Regions from separate parts of the Homo sapiens genome. Here region 2 is linked to region 1. Evidence: chromatin loops called from intact Hi-C (ENCODE). Cell type or tissue: OCI-LY7. All regions are shown on one strand. Links, peaks and the distances in the headings refer to the core of each region. The heading gives the core; the rest is flanking DNA. Region 1 overlaps ST14 (ST14 transmembrane serine protease matriptase). Region 2 overlaps APLP2 (amyloid beta precursor like protein 2).

What was found. Peaks named below come from ENCODE experiments on the same cell type or tissue, not always from the same donor. Only the 100,000 strongest peaks of a DNase experiment are listed, where the experiment ranks them.
Region 2: it touches region 1 in a loop (4-fold over the local background); 2 of 110 quality-filtered maps call a loop at or near these places.

What each region holds. Positions count from the first base shown.
Region 1 is chr11:130,176,908-130,185,236 of GRCh38, reverse strand. The region is part of intron 1 of ST14 (ST14 transmembrane serine protease matriptase); the gene reads right to left. Among named protein-coding and RNA genes, the nearest start is that of ST14, 21 kb to the right of the region's middle. RefSeq lists an enhancer at 4,400-4,459. In OCI-LY7, for the core only: a CTCF peak has its summit at 3,299; DNase peaks (open chromatin) are centred at 3,676, 5,196, 5,616, 6,616 and 2 weaker places; H3K4me3 peaks cover 4,970 bases; H3K27ac peaks cover 7,934 bases.
Region 2 is chr11:130,114,526-130,122,854 of GRCh38, reverse strand. APLP2 (amyloid beta precursor like protein 2) reads right to left here. Exons shown (of 17, transcript NM_001142276.2): 4 at 2,037-2,149; 5 at 1,045-1,241; 6 at 342-550. Among named protein-coding and RNA genes, the nearest start is that of ST14, 41 kb to the left of the region's middle. RefSeq lists an enhancer at 3,886-3,965. In OCI-LY7, for the core only: CTCF peaks have their summits at 5,112 and 8,057; DNase peaks (open chromatin) are centred at 674, 3,664, 4,524 and 7,924; H3K4me3 peaks cover 4,648 bases; H3K27ac peaks cover 7,502 bases.

The sequences.
Region 1 (8,329 bases), core at 100-8,099:
TCTAAGAGCTTTCTGTTTCTTTGAATTTTCCTCTTTCATGGCATCTTGTATTTGTTCCATGAATGCAAAACCTTCTCATCTTTATATTTCCATTGAGTATCTTTTCTCTGTTTTTGACTTTTTCTTCCATGTTGAAGACTTTCCTCAAATGCTGGGGGATCCTTGGTGGTTATTTTTATTTAGAAACAAGCTCCTGGCGGCTGTTTGGAAGCTCTGTGTGCATGCCTTGCCACAACTGGCTTCACTGGCGGGGACACAAGTGAGTGGCTAAACAGATTTTTTTTCTGGGCACTCCCAATGGTTAGACTATATACATCTTCCTGTGGATGGTTCCATTGCTCCAGAGAATAATTTTCTAATCTCCTGGCTGGAGTGATTTAAACCCAGCCACTAGCATTCAGGAACACGTAGGAGAAGAGACTCATTCCCCTTCTTTTCACCTCTCTCTACAGCCTTCCTCTGTACCTGGGGTTCTCAAGCCCACATATTCTTTGATTCAATCTCTCCAGACTATTTTTCCCATCCACTGTGGGAGTCTGCTGGGGCCTTTGTCTTTTTGCTTGGGGCCAAGGTGGAGATTTGGGTATTTCTAACAATGTCCTTTCTTGTCTCACCTCTGTCTTCTAGAATACTTGAGCCCAATCTTTTCTGAGCCTGGCAGAGAAGAGACCATTACCAAAGAAATACTGAAAGGATGTTTCCAAGAGCTGAAGAGAGTTGTAAATCTTCCAATTCAAAGGGCTCAGTGAATGGTGAGAAAGACAAATGAAACAGCACATATAGCCAAACAGATTGTATTGTGATGACATTTCAGAAGATCACGGATAAGAATGGATCCTCTACGCCTCTAGCTGTCATCTTTTCTCTCCCGTATTTTGCGTTTCTTCAGCGTTTGGTTCTACTTTGGGAATTTCTTTGACTTGCTCTTGCAAACCTTCCATTAAATTTAAAAAGCAGCTTCATTGAGGTATTATTGCATAAAATAAAGTGTATATATTTAAGTGTACAATTTTGGGCATCCATATGCACCCATGAAACCATCCACAGCTAAGATGATGCCCGTGTCCGTCTCCTTCAAAATCTCCTCCTGGCCCCTCCCACATGTTCCTCCCTGAATCCATTTCCTGTCCCCAAGAAACCACTCATCTGCTTCAGGCTGCTTTTCCCAGAGCTTTATGTAAATGGAATTCTGCAGTATGCACTCTTCCATCTGGCTTCTTTCACTCCGCACGATTCCTCTGAGACTCACGCAGGTTCCTGTGTGCCCAGCAGTGCATACCTTTTGGTTGTTGCTGCATTTATCCCATCGTTTGGACACACAACATGTGTTTACCTGTTCACCTATTGATGGACATTTGGGGTGTCTCCAATTTCAGGCCATTACAAACAGAGCTGCTAGAAACACTCCCGTAGCTGTCTTTGTACTGGCATATCAGCAATGAAAAACTGGAAACTAAAACTAAAAGACACCATTTACAATAGCTTCAAAAATATGAAATACTTAGAGGTAAATCTGACAAAAAATGCACAAAACCTGTACACTGAAAGATGTAAAATACTGCTGGGAGAAATTCTAAAAGACCTAAATTAGTTGAGCAATATACGCTGTTCATGGATTAGATGATTCAATATTAAGGTGTCTATTCTCAAAATTAGCTATAGATGCAATGCAATCTTTTTTTTTTTTTTTTTTTAAGATACAGGGTCTTGCTATGTTGCCCAGGCTGGTCTTGAATTCTTGGCTCAAGCAATCCTCCTGCATCAGCCTCCTGAGTAGCTGGGACTACAGGGTGCACCACTGCACCCAGCTGCAACTAGACATTTTTATGTTATCTTTGGAACTTCGCCTTTCAGGCTGGGTTTTCTTTAGACATCTGGTGGCCTCTGGTAGTCTAATCATATTTAAGAATGAGAAAACACAGATTTCGGCTACACTCTGAACAGACCATGTATGTGTATATATGTATAAGAAATGTAGGCCGGGTGTGGTGGCTCACGCCTGTAATCCCAGCACTTTGGGAGGCCGAGGCAGGCAGATCACCTGAGGTCAGGAGGTCAAGACCAGCCTGGCCAATGTGGTGAAACCCCATCTCTACTAAAAATACAAAAAAAATTAGCCAGGCGTGGTCGTGGACGCCTGTAATCCCAGCTACTCGGGGGGCTGAGGCAGGAGAGTCGCTTGAACCCAGGAGGCAGAGGTTGCGGTGAGCCAAAATCGTGCCATTACACTCCAGCCTGGGCAACAAGAGCGAAACTCCATTTCAAAAAAAAAAAAAGTAACAAAAGTGGCTGGGCGCGGTGGCTCATGCCTGTAATCCCAGCATTTTTGGAGGCCAAGGTGGGTGGATCACCTAGGTCAGGAGTTCGAGACCAGCCTGGCCAACATGGGGAAACTCCATCTCTACAAAAAACATAAAAAATTAGCCAGGTGTGGTGGCGGACACCTGTTATCCCAGCTATTCGGGAGGCTGAAGTACAAGAGTTGCTTGAACCTGGGAGGCGGAGATTGCAGTGAGCCGAGATCACACCACTGCACTCCAGCCTGGGCAACAGAGTGAGACTCGGTCTCAAAAAAAAAAAAAAAGATATTTAACAAAAGGGCCAGGCATGGTGGCTCACACTTGCACTGTGAAAGGCCAAGGTGGACAGATCACTTGAGCCCAGGAGTTCGAGACCAGCATGGCCAACACGGCTAAACCCAATTCAAAGGGCTCAGTGAATGATAAGAAAGACAGAAATACAAAAAACTAGCCAGACATGGCAGCATGCACCTGTAGTCCTGGCTACTCGGGAGGTTGAGGCAGGAGGATGATCTGAACCCAGGGAGGCTGAGGCTGCAGTGAGCCATAGTCATGCCACTGCCCTCCTGCCTGGGCGAGACAGAGACAGCAAAACCTCATCTCAAAAAAAAAAAGGAAAGAAAGAAACAAAGAAAAAAAGAAATGTAATGAAATAATAATTTATCATGTTTAGATGTATATCCAATTCACAGGGTAATTTCACAACCATTTTCTTACTGGATCTTCATGACAGTCCTGTGACTCATTCAAGACTGGCTGGTGCTATCACCCGTGTTATATAAAGAAGGCAGGGAAGAATGCTGATTTTGCAAGGTCACCCAGTACTTGGTGGCAGATCCAGAATCTGGTCCTGGTTTACTGCCTCCCAGTGTGGTTAGGTTCCAGAATTCTGGGAGCAAGGATTCAGGGAAACAGAAGACAGAGACTCCCATGAGAAGGGGTAAGGTGGCTGAGGGCATTGACTCAGGGGTCACCCCAGACTCTGCCACGGAGCGAGGCTGTCAGCAGTGGCGCTAGCTCAATGGTGGGTCCTCTGTCCTCCCTGCAGTGTGAGTTCTGTGGCTCCACCCAGCCTAAAAGTGCTGTCTAATCAGTAACTGGGCTGCTTCCTTTTATAACCTTAGCTCTTGGCTCCATTTTCAGGTGTAACAGAGATACTGTTGCATAATCCCATCGTTTTATTGATAAGAACACTGAGGATGAAAGAGAGGGAGTGGCCTGTCCAAGGTCACAAAGTTAATAAAGTCAGTGAAGCAGCAAAGCTCTTTTAACTCCTGGGTGGGGGAGGTGGGAGGGGGAGGTCTCAGGGAACTCCCATCCACTTAGACACTTAGACAACTGTAGGCATAACACCTCTCTACTGGGCCACAGCCGACAGGAGAGATCCTATGCCTGCGCCTGCTTTCACTTCTCCTGTCTCTCTTTCTTAAAAGTAAACATCTTTGCAGGTGCACACATAAAACGGTGCTATGAAGCCAGGTGTGTCTGCTTACCATAAACACAGATAGAGGCCATGTAAATATCACAGCCTCTTCCTGCTGGCCCACTGTAGTTAGATCCTGGCCAAAGGACCCAGAAACACAGCTCGGCTCCAGGCCACTCAGACAAGGGAACGAGGAATGACTTCCAGGCGGGAGGTTGGGGATAAAGGGCTCAGGACAAGCAGGGTACAGACCCTAAAGGGCCAGGATCTAACAGGGACCACCACTATCTCACCCAGCAGGGGCGAGATCAGACCACCATCCCACCCAGCAGGGACGAGATCAGATCACCACCATCCCACCCAGCAGGGACCACCGCCATCCCACCCAGCAGGGACAAAATCAGACCACCGCCATCCCATCCAGCAGGGACAAGATCAGACCACCACCATCTCACCCAAGAGGGACCACTGCCATCCCACCCAGCAGGGATGAGATCGGACCATTGCCATCTCACCCAACTTTCTGCAGGGAGCGAAGGGTCAGATCCAGAAACCCGGGAAGGGGAAGTGGAGAGGTCCTAGAGCACGCCCTATTTCATCTTATCTCATTGTCTGAGGCACACTAGAGCAACTGATGCATATCCTCCCCAAGGCCGGGCTCTCCAAAACGAAAAGAAAAAAAACACTGATTTCTAGAGGGCCAAAAAAGAGACCTATTTTATTTGATAATATAGGAAAGATTCTTGCAGCCAGCCTACTCCCATTAAGTCAGAGAAACTCACCAGGGCTGAAAGCTAAATGCTGAGCCAACAAAACTCTGTGTGAGTCAACCAGAGAATCCTCCCTCTGAGAGGAACGCTCTCCTGGTTCCTCAAACACACACTAAGACCTGCCACTGAGTGCAAACTCTCCAGGGCCCACGACCCCACTGGCTCTGGGGACCAACAAGTCCAAAGCCAGAATTTGCCATGGGCTGCTCAGAGCATGGTTATCCTTAGAGAAAAGCAATGGGGAAGGGCCCCTACACTTACCAACAACAAAAATACTACCAACTGCACACAAAGCCACACAAGATTCCAACCAAAGCAGACAGGGAAAAATGAAGCTTCGGGCCAGACCCTTTCTAAAGATCGTTCCTCATGTGGCTAAGGTTGGGTGTGATCTGCTGGGAAGGAAGCGGCTGAACCTGGAAACCTCAAGAGGCCCCTTGGAATCCTGGGGAGGGACCGTGAAGGGCAGTCACATGACAATGGGTAGCCTGCTTCTGAGGCTGAAGATCAAGGTCAAGGGGCAGGGGCGATGCCACCAGCTAGGGACACAGCTGTGCTGCCCAGACCTGAGACAAGGACAGGGTGGCTGGATTTGTGTGCTGCTGCCAAGTGCCACTGATTTGTGGCCAAGGCTCTTGACTGACACGCTCGGTGACTCCAAGGTGGGACGGATTTCAATCCCATGATGTCATCACCCCCACCAGGGTCATGAGAACCATAAACTATCCCTGTAATTGTTCAAGCGAGAAAGGAAAGTAGAGCCCGAGCACCTGCAAGGGTTTCCCCGGGGAAGAAAGCATTCTGTGGCAGGTCGAAGATGCCTTCCTTTGCAAGGGAAAGACCGAGCCAGCACAACCTCGTGGCCGCTCCCTGCCGGACTGGCTAAAGGTTGTGCTGGATCCTGGCCAGATTTCCCGGAAACCCAGCACGGCTCAAGCCCACCTGAGATGACAGCAGGGAATGACTGCCAAGAACAAACTCTGTGTTTGTCCCCTGGGCAATGCTGAGCTGAGAATGATACCAGAGGCATGTTGCAGGAAGGCCTCTTCATCAGGCTGCTGTTCATAAAAGGGACCTGTCTCCGGCTAGGAGGGACCCCACATAGACAGGCCCTCCCCAGTTAAATCAGCAGCCCCGGGGAAGCTCCAGCAGCTGTGCACAGAGCAGGCGGTCAGCAGGCTCCTGAGGGCGGGACTTCACCCCACCTGCCACCATGGCAGTCCAGGGCCCAGCACGGGGCCTCATAAAAGAGGACACTTGAGTGCTTATCTGGGGATGACCGATGGGCAAATGAGAAAGGAAAAGAAAGGCCACACTGGAATCCTCCCACCCACTCCCCAACCAGGGGTAATCGATCTCTCTAGAAGCCAATTTTCACGAAACCTGCAAAAGCCTATGGTTCCCATTGATCGCAACCCCCAGCATTTCCTGGACTTGTCTGGTCATGAAAAAGAACAATAACAATCAACTGAAACAAATGCAGTGTTTGTTCCACATCCAGATTCCCAAGCCCCTCTCCCTGGAGGTGCTGATGTCATGCATCAGGAGCAGGGCCTCGGATGTGGAAGTTTTTATTCAAGTGCTCCAGGTCATTCTTGGGAACCTGAAAGTTGGAGAAACTCCACCCACCATTTCCAGGAGGCTCACCCCTTCCTGTCACCAGGAGGAGAAGCTGGCTTAGAGTCTCAGCTGGTCTATTTTGAGCAACCACCTGGGATGAAGGGAAGCTGCTGTGCCAGGTCGAACTTTGCTTCCACGCCCTGGGGACCCTCCCACAATTGGTTATAAGCATCATCCCAGAAGTCCCTGAGGCTATCACTTTTCCCAGAAATACACACTCCAGCTCCTCCTGGGAGAGCACAGGGCCAGCTGCAGACCCAGCCAGCTGCTGGCAGACACCCCAAAACCCCGGCCCGCCCACCTTTCCCTTTGACCCGTCGCCGCCCTCAGCCGCCCCGCCAGAAGGAGCTGCTGGAAAACAGGTGGGGCTGCAGGGCCCCAAGGAAGATCCAGAAATATCTGTAGATCTGTAACCCCAGCCCATCAGGGGAACACAAAGCTGACCCACGGCCAAGAACTCCCACTGAAGGAAGTAAACCACAAGTCCCCACACCTGGTTACAGCCTGAAGGAAAGTCCCCCAGGACCTGACTCAGCCCAGCTGTGAGGACGTTGTCAACACAGAAACCCAGCGGTTCTCTGCCAGGGAGCAGCCAGCTCCTGCAGGTTTCAAGTCCCGTCCCAACTCCCAGCACTGCCCAGGGCCCTCCCCACGCAGCCCAAGGGACCAGGAGCCTTGTACAGAGCACCCTTGACATAAGTAACGCCATCTTAGAAAAAGACTTCATCTTAAAAAGAGCAGGACTTCGGCACCTCAAGATGCCCTCTTCACTGACACCATTTTGCTGTCATTCGTGATAAGCACCCAGCATCTGCCAACGAAGGCTCTGCCAACATCAGAAACTCTTCCCGGCAAGACCGACAAATGACCCAGCTCACACCAGGAGACTCTTTTTATCTTCGTGGCTCTTCCTGGACTGGTTTGTTAAACCCTTTTTCCTATCCCCTTTCTCTTGATGTTAAATGTTACTTTGATGTGGAATGTTTATACTTTTATATATTGGTTAAGAATATTATTATGTATAGTTTGCAATATTGACTGGAGTGGTTTGAGCCTGTGTGCCTGAGGCTCTGACTACGGAGTGAACAGGAAGTACTAAGGAGAGCTGTCTCTTTGGGAACTCCATGCGGCTCGCGCCTTGTGTGATTGAAGTCACATCAATAAGTCTGACCTTGTGGAAAGACACAAAGGTGCATGGACCCGGTTAGGACCTCGCACCGCTCATGAGAATTGGCACAGTCAGCTTACTGGGCATAGGTGGTATAGTCGATGCTAAGGCGAAAGCCTCCACTAAAACTTAAATTAGAAATCAAGCCGTTTGAAAAAACAAACTGCCACCCTCTTCAAAAAGAGACGTCATCTCACTTCACCTTGAAAGTCTAGCTCCCTGAGGAAAACCTCAGGTGATGAGGTTCTTTACCCAGGTCCTGTAGCTCCAAGAGCTGACAAGGTCTCGGCTGATGCCAGGCTAGGAAGCTAGTGGGGCCAGAAAGGCTCATAGCAAGCATGGTCTCAACTTAGGAGATGGCAGTTGGCAAAACAAAAAAATTTTTTGTTTTTGAGACGGAGTTTCGCTCTTGTCGCCCAGGCTGGAGTGCAATGGCGCCATATCGGCTCACCACAACCTCCACCTCCCAGGTTCAAGCGGTTCTCCTGCCTCAGCCTCCCGAGTAGCTGGGATTACAGGCACCTGCCACCGCACCTGGCTAATTTTTGTATTTTTAGTACAGACAGGGTTTCACCATGTTTGCCAGGATGGTCTTGATCTCTTGAACTCGTGATCTGCCCACCTCAGCCTCCCAAAGTGCTGGGATTACAGGCGTGAGCCACCGCGCCCGGCCTAAAAACAAATTTTTAACTCGGCTGAAAGAAGAGGAAGCCAATTATTGCATAACCCCTACTCATCCGGTTGGCTAAGGTGGGAAATCGAACCATTGCCCAAATAGAGTTGGAAGTCAGAAAGACTCCCTGTATGACCCCCTGAGGATGTACAGTCAGACTTGAGGACCCTAAAAATGTTAAGCCCCGCCAGGCACGGTGGCTCATGCCTGTAATCCCAGCACTCTGGGAGGCCAAGGCAGGTGGATCACGAGGTCAGGAGATCGAGATCATCTTGGCTAACACGGTGAAATCCCATCCCTACTAAAAATACAAAAAATTAGCCAGGTGCGGTAGTATGGGCCTGTAGTCCCAGCTACTCAGGAGGCTGAAGCAGG
Region 2 (8,329 bases), core at 131-8,130, 62 kb after region 1:
CCAGAACTTGAGTGGTATCGAAGAGGGGAGCTCCCCTTGGGGAGGGAACATTTTAGGATGAATGTGGAAGAATCCTGCTGAAGGGCGGACTACGTTGTCTCTCTTACTCTCTAGTCCCCGTTCTCTAATTCAATCCTACATCTCTCCCTGGATGTGCCTGCCTGCCCACTTTGTTAAGACGGCACCATCCCATCACTGCACTGGAGAGCTGAACTCACCTTCAGTGCAGAGGTACCACACCTTTCCTTCTGTGACTGACTTACCTGTGACAGACGCAATGCAAAAGTCTAAGTGAATAATTACCACATGGATTTCAAAGCCATGGCTCTACATGGGGTTACCTTTGACATCATGAGTAATTTCCTTGTCTGACATGGTGCCGTCGCTGCCGGGTTCAGTAGGATTCTCCTCATTGTAGTCATCTCCTTTGAAGGTGTCATAGTAGTAATCTCGGTCCTCCACCACTTCCTCCCCTTCTTCCTCATCCTCATCATCCTCATCCACAGCTGCTTCTGTGAAGTCTTCCAGATCTGCTTCAGTAGGAAATTCACTGAAGGCCAAAATAGAAAAAAAGGAAGGTTAATAGCTCCTATGTGCAAAGCACAACAATGGGTCCCTTCTCTATTCTGAAACACAAAAACAGAGGCAGGAAATAAGCTCAACGCACATTTCACCGTGCCACTAAGCCCTGGGGCCCAGCTACATCAGCAAACGGGAAGTATTTGTGAACATTTGAATCTAATCATGATACAACAATAAGACAAATCCAAATTCAGGGATATTATGTTAAACAAATGACACGGACTCTTAAAAAATATCATAGTAACCTGCAGAAAATAACAGCTCAGAATGATGTAAACACAAAAATCACAGGTACTCCTGTGATTGGCAATGGCTAGAATGAAATGCAAGCTTAATCAACTCTAGCAGAACAAAGGAATGCCCAGTTTATCCAGAAGTGAGGGACTAGCAGCCAACAGCCGTCTTTACAGAAGGGCTAACAAAAAGGCAAAACGACTTCACAGTTCAAAGTAGAAGAGTTACCTTTTATAAACATCATAGTCTTCCTCTTCATCTTCCTCTTCCTCTTCCTCTTCATCTTCCTCTTCCTCTTCTTTTGACACAGATCCAATAATCTTTGTCTGAGGGCAGCACACATATTCAGTGCCATGGAACTGGTCTACCCCACATGGGAGCAGCATGCCGTAGCTATATAAGGTCATTCCCTGAGTCAGACATGCCTAAAAGAAACCCACAGGCCACATCAGAACATACTCCAGAGTAAACGTGGTCAAATACACTCCGATCTCTACCCTCCAAAATAAACCCTTATCAAATCACTTAGCAATGCTTTCTCTTATGAACACATACATTTTCTGTCAAAAAAAAATTGTAATAATATTATTGTAAGATTTATAAATTTTAATTTACAATGGGGAAACATGATCTGGTCCAAAAATACTGAAATCCCAAATGTGGAAAAAAGTCAGGAAGAGAGCATTTTTTTCTAATAATGACTAAAGCCAGATAAGGTGGTCAATGTTAATAGATACTCACCACTGGTGCAAGCACTACTTCAGTATTTGACCAAAGGAAGATTACTGACCAAAGAGCAGAGCCAGCCTAATTACAGAAGACAAGAAAGGGTACTTCTTGCCACCAGAAAAGTGAGATGGCATGCAGTCCTGCCTGTGCATATGTCCAGACCTATATTTTCTATCACTGGCGATTTCCATGCCGGCCTTAGGGTTAGGATGGTTTCCTGGGAGCCTCACCAGCAGCATACAGTATTCTCGCTCAGCCACCTCCTTAACATCCTCAACTTCAGGAGCTGACTGTCAACACTGAGCTCTCCTACACAAATACCTACTTCTCTCCCAAATATTTCTAACTTATAAGACAGAAGTAATTGTAAACCTTAAGGAGATAATGGGGGAAACATAACTAACTTAAAAGCATGGTGAGATTTGGAGAAAAGTGCTACTTCCCTCCTAACAGATACAACAGCAGCTGACTTTCCCCCCGAGTTCTCTTACCTCTTTGACTACCGTGTGCCAGTGCTGGTGATTCTCACACACCTCCATCCGCTCTTTGTGGAAAAACTGGCACTTTTCTGGAACTAGCAGGACATCACTTACAAATTCACCCACTGGAAAAGAGAATCTTTGTCAGAGCGGATCTGACCATGATTTCAAGGTGAAAATGCCCCTCACTGAAGTTTATGATGATAGTCTACACAGCCAGGAGCAGTCTCATGTATACGAGCAGATGCACATCTCGTACCTTCAAAGGCTGACTGGATGGTACAGTTCTAGCCAAGCAGCCACAAGAACTCACCAATCTGTCAGAGCCATGATGCCAGGGACCTTTTAAAAGCCCCCTGACTGCAGTCCCACTGCAGGGCTACAGCAACACGTGACGGGGAATATAATAGGATCACCTCCATGCCCGCCTCAGACACACACAGCTACTCTCCCCACATGGCTCTGCCTTCCTTATTCCTGCCCACACCTCTGTAATCAAATGCCCAAGAAACTAAAACCAGGTGTTCTACTCAAGTACAGATGAATCTTTAGACAAAACATGATGTAATAATTGAATCCAGTAAGAATAATCAATGATTAATTACAAAGGGGCAAAGGTGTCTTTACGGTGGGAAGCCTTGGCAAACTACCTCAGCCAGATAACCAATTTAACACCACTGATAACGAGCAAACTGGTGTGTGTGATGTCCTAAAAATAATATATCACCTACACAGTATTTCTGCCAAAATATATTATCATTTGAATCTAATCATGCTAAAACACTAAGACAAATCCAAACTCAGGGACATTACATTAAACAAATGGCATGGACTCTTAAAAAATATCATTGTCATGAAAGTTTTTGTTTCTAAAGAAAGACTAGGGAACTATCCTAGATGAAATGTAGTATGTGATCCTTTTAAAAAGGAAGCTATAAAAAACACTAGTTGGACACTTAGGAAAATTTCCAAACATGACAACTGTATTGTCATTATATATAGAAGAATGTCCCTGGCTCTTAGGAGAAACCAGCTGAAATACTTAGAAATGAACTGTCGTGATATCCCAACTTACTTTCAAATGGTTTAGCAACACAAAAATATACATATAAGATGCAGAGAGAGAAAAACATCAGGTAAAACTGGAGAATCTAGGTAAAGGGTACAGAGATATTCACTATTACATTTTCTAAAACTTGTCCCAAAAAGTCGGGAGAAAGATACACATAGCTGTTTATTTACAGGGAAAAGATGGTATGTGATTTGTTTCCAAATAATCAGGGTTGTGAGGGAGTGGGCCTATAGAAGGTGGAAGAGTGGCTCATGAACTGATGGTGGTTACAAAGCTGGGCAACCAGTACGTGAGGGTGAACGGTATCATCGTCTCTTGTTTGGCCATGTTTGTAATTTGCCACAATAAAAAGTTAGAAATATACAACACATCACTGGATGATCACCCCAAGACTCTGATCAGTAGTGTAAGGTAAGGCTCAGTAATCTACACTGGGCATACGTCTGCCATGTGCTCCACACAGTGTAGAGGGAGAGGAAGAGAGGGCGAGAAGGGTGCTTAGCCCAGGAAGAGATGCAGGAAGCAGTGGCAGGAAGATGCAGCTGGCAGACTAACCTCTGAGGTTAAGGGGGGAAAACCCTGAAAATATCATGAGAAAGTAATGTGGTCTAAGAAAGGGCTTAGGGCCCAGCTAGTGGGAAGTCTACACAGACCCACCCAGCCTCGCCATCATGGATGAGTCTCTCAGGATCCTCTGCCTTGGGCCTCGGGCGCAAGCACTGAAGTCAGTCTTTCTACCGCCCCAGTGGTAAGAGAAAGGGAGTTGCTGATGTGTAAGTAGGGGAAGATGGGCTCCTGACATGACAAGCTGTAGCAGTGTAACAGTCCCCCCACATGAAAACTGCATTACAAATGGCAGTCAGGTTTCTCAGCACTGCTAGCACAGGGACTTTGGGATCACACAGCTCAATGTGACACTGAAGCAGGATTGCGAAAGTGAGCCTGACATGCTGCTTACCCTTGAGGACCCCAAAGGCTCTAGGGGAGGCAGTACCTGCAAACAGGCTTTAGCAATCAACGAGACTTAAAAGCATTGCTTAAAAATAGCAAAAATACCAACAGTAAGCTAGAATCTGCCTCTACGAGAATGAACAACCCTGATACTCAATCTAAGTAGAAATTACTTCAATTCTGACATCCAACCACCAACTCACATGGTTTAATGTGATTATTCTGAATTAACTAGGCTGTTTTTGTTCATTTATGACAAAAAGCAACAAAAGTGGATGCTAAAGGAAAAGTATATGCAGGGTTGAATGCTAGGGTTCAATCTCAGCACTGTCATTTACTAGCAGAGTAACCTTAGCCAAGTTACTTAACCTTTCTGTCCCTCGGTTTCTTTATCTTGTGGGGACTAAATGACATAATCTATACAACAAGAAAAGCTTAGAACAGAAACTATTGTTCCACATGTGGGTTTGTTGTTTAAAATAAAAACAGAAACTGACACCTGGTAGGCACTATTGATGTTAATGTTAGTGAAGTCTTGAGGAACTAGTTTTATACGAACTATTCAACCATACTCATAAAGCAATGTATATTTAAGCAACAGTTAATGCACTTTAATTTGTAAAACCTCACTTTTAAATGTGCAACTGCAACATCAAAAAAATTTAAAGCAGCAATTTCACTACTAATCTATATTCTATAGAAACACAACAACTATTTTTTTTTTTTTTTTTGAGATGGAGTCTCGCTCTGCTGCCCAGGCTGGAGTGCAGTGGCGCAATCTCAGCTCACTACAAACTCTGCCTCCCGGGTTCAAGTGATTCTCCTGCCTCAGCCTCCCAAGTAGCTGGGACTACAGGCACGTGCCACCACGCCCGTCTAATTTTTTTGTATTTTTAGTAGAGAGACGGGTTTTCACCATGTTAGCCAGGATGGTCTCGATCTACTGACCTTGTGATCCACCCCGGCCTCGGCCTCCCCAAGTGTTGGGATTACAGGCGTGAGCCACTGCGCCTGGTCAGAAATACAACCTTTAACTCAATCTATACAACACCTTGGATAAACTAAAAAATGATGTAAAGTAAAAGCAAGCTGTAAAAGGTCAGGTACAGTATGATGCCATTAATGTAAATTTTAAAACACAAAAACATTGTTTATAGATGCATGTAAATGTTGCAAAAGAACTGAGACCAGCCTGGCCAGCATGGTGACACCCCACCTCTACTAAAAATACAAAAATTAGCCAGGCATGGTGGCATGCACCTGTAATTCCAGCTACTCAGGAGGCTGAGGTTGCAGTGAGCCGAGATCATGCCACTGCACTCCAGCCTGGGCAAGAGACTCCGTCTCAGAAAAAAAAAAAGATGGAGATGAAGCAAACATGACAGAACACTGAAGAACTGAAATCAGGAGGGTGAGCATATGAGCAACCATCACATTATGTCTCATCTCTTCAGGATGCTTGGTGTAATATTTCAGAATTAAAGTTTAAAATCAAAACCTTTTCGGAAATGCCAAAAATTTAATAAAATAATTAATTCCATGCTAAACCATAAAATTAAATGCCACTAATCTTCAGCTATTCCATGACTGAATCAATCTGTTCGATCTCTAAAAATCAAAAAAGAACACCACTGAATTTGAAAACAAACTAAATTCTAAAATTTAACTTTTTTTTTTAAGATGGAGTCTCACACCATCACCCAGGCTGGAGTACAGTGGCACAATCTTGGCTCACTGCATCCTCTGCCTCCCAGGTTCAAGCAATTCTTCTGCTTCAGCCTCCTGAGTAACTGACATTACAGGCGTTCGCCACCACACCCAGCTAATTTTTACTATTTTTAGTAGAGACGGGGTTTCACCGTGTTGGTCAGGCTGGTCTTGAACTCCTGATCTCAAATGATCCTCCCATCCCAGCCTCCCAAAGTGCTGTGATTACAGGCATAAGCCACCAGGCCTGGCCTAAAAATATATATATATATCTTTTAACAGTACTCTTTGATTCAACAATTCCAGTTCTAAAAAGATACCCTAAGGATGTCTGGACGCAGGGGCTCATGCCTGTAATCCCAGCACTTTATGAGGCTGAGGCAGGTGGATCACTTGAGGTTAGGAGTTCAAGACCAGCCTGGCCAACATGGGGAAACCCCATCTCTACTAGAAATAGTAAAAATGAGCCAGGCGTGGTGGCGAATGCCTGTAATCTCAGCTGCAGGGTGGAAAGGGGGACACGCAGGACCAAGGCCGCAGTCAGCCAAGATCGCGCCACTGCACTCCAGCCTGGGTGACGGCGACCCTGTCTTAAAAAGAAAAAGAAAAAAAGAAAAAGATACACACCCTAAGGAAATAACTAGGCAAGTGAATTAAAATATTCATTAGTGTTATTAATATCAAAAAACTAGAACAAACCTAAATGTCCATCGAGAGGGAATTAATTAAATGATGATACATATATACAACAGAATAGTATGGGGTTACAAGAAATATGGCTTATGTGTATATTTAACATGGACATTTTTCCATGGTGGTTTAATAATTTTTAAAATCATTGAACAAACAAACAAAAGGAAACCCACTGCGTATCTCTAACCCCTTCTTCAGGCTAGTTACTTAAGGCCAACTTTATCTTTTTTTTTTCTCCCAACCTTATCTTTTATTCAAAGATGTATGTATCCCTAAAAGTAGCACATGATAATAAAAGCTCAATAAATGCCAAATAAAAATAAACAGAACTTTAAACAGAGGAGCATACGTTGTATCATCACAGTTAGGGAAAAAACATTTAAAAGTATATACATTTCCATGTGTATCCAAAGAAAAAAATGTTCATCTATACCCCAAAATGTTAATCACAGTTAACTTAGTACAGAAACTGAAAATAATTGTTTTTGTCCCCTTCCCCCAATGCAAACTTCTTTTATTGAAAAATAAACCCCTTTTTAAAAAGTAGACTGAAAGAGGAAACACATTTCAATCCCAGCATCCGCTCTATCATTTCATTGCTACTCTCTGCCTTTGCTACAATTTTTCATCAGAAGCTCCTAGGGAAAAAAATTTACCTAGGCAGATCAGTATTACTCTGTTTTACAGAACATTGAAAATGGTTTGCTCTCACTTTAGTAATTTATATTCAAGCTGGTAACATCCTCAATTTTATCAGCGGAGTATAATATAATTGCCACAATTTCCTAAGTCACTGGACAAACATAAAGCTCTACTGTTTTTGCTGATCAATGAATATGGCAATATAGCAAAACCTAACCTATACAATATTCATTTAAGCTGCAGTTAGGATTTATCGCCAATTTCTAATCATCCCTGTGATTCAGCTTTTCTTTCCTACTACTTCTCTCCAGCAGTGCTATGGCAGCCATCCAGGTTTTAGAGCTTTTTCAGAGTTGCTGAAATTCCTTTCAGAATAAATAACAAAGGTTGTTTACCTACTTGAGGAAGCCTCCAACACCAACACCCATGCATATAAGTAAATCTACTACATACCCTGACATGACTATTACACACTATATGCCTGTATCAAAATATCTCGTGTACTCCATAAATACAGACACCTACTATATACCCACAAAAATTAAAAATTAAAAAAATAATAATAAATATACTACAAAAGTACACTCCAGGTGCAAACAGGAAAACCATGTAATTTAGGGAGCTGGTAAAAGCTGTACCCAGGTGGGAGAAAACAGCCTTATGTAATGAGGTCTGGTGGTCACCCCAGGTATGTTTCAGGGAAAACAGGGTTCAGAGAAGTGAAGGATCCACGCTACCTCTCGAGAGTGGAACATTCACCTTGCACAGGGGTCCACACCAGGAACAGGGTGAACTGTCAGTGGCTGTCATGAACTCAAAGGCTAGAAGACTTGCAAAAGGACACCTGCAATGGAAAAGTGAGCTATGCCAACAGACCAAGGTACAAATGCAGAAGACAGCACCTCAAAGCTGCCGAGACCAGTTTTGTTTTCAAAGTAGATATTAAATCAGAACTTTAGTAGTTTTCATATCGCAATAACACTACCTGTCCAAATCTCTGTCCAAAAATAACCAAAAACAAAAAACAAATCACCTAAGGCCCAGATCTGGGTTTCAAAATAGCATTCCCCACTAAAAGAAACCATGGTGTCTCAGAGAAAACAGACTCCAGGAGTGGAGTAGGGAAAATACAGAATGGACTTGGAGAATCTTTTGTATCAGAAAGTAAAGTTCTCAAAGAATGATAGGGACATGTTATAAGGACACAGGAACCAGCATAACGGGGCCCCCACTGGCCAAA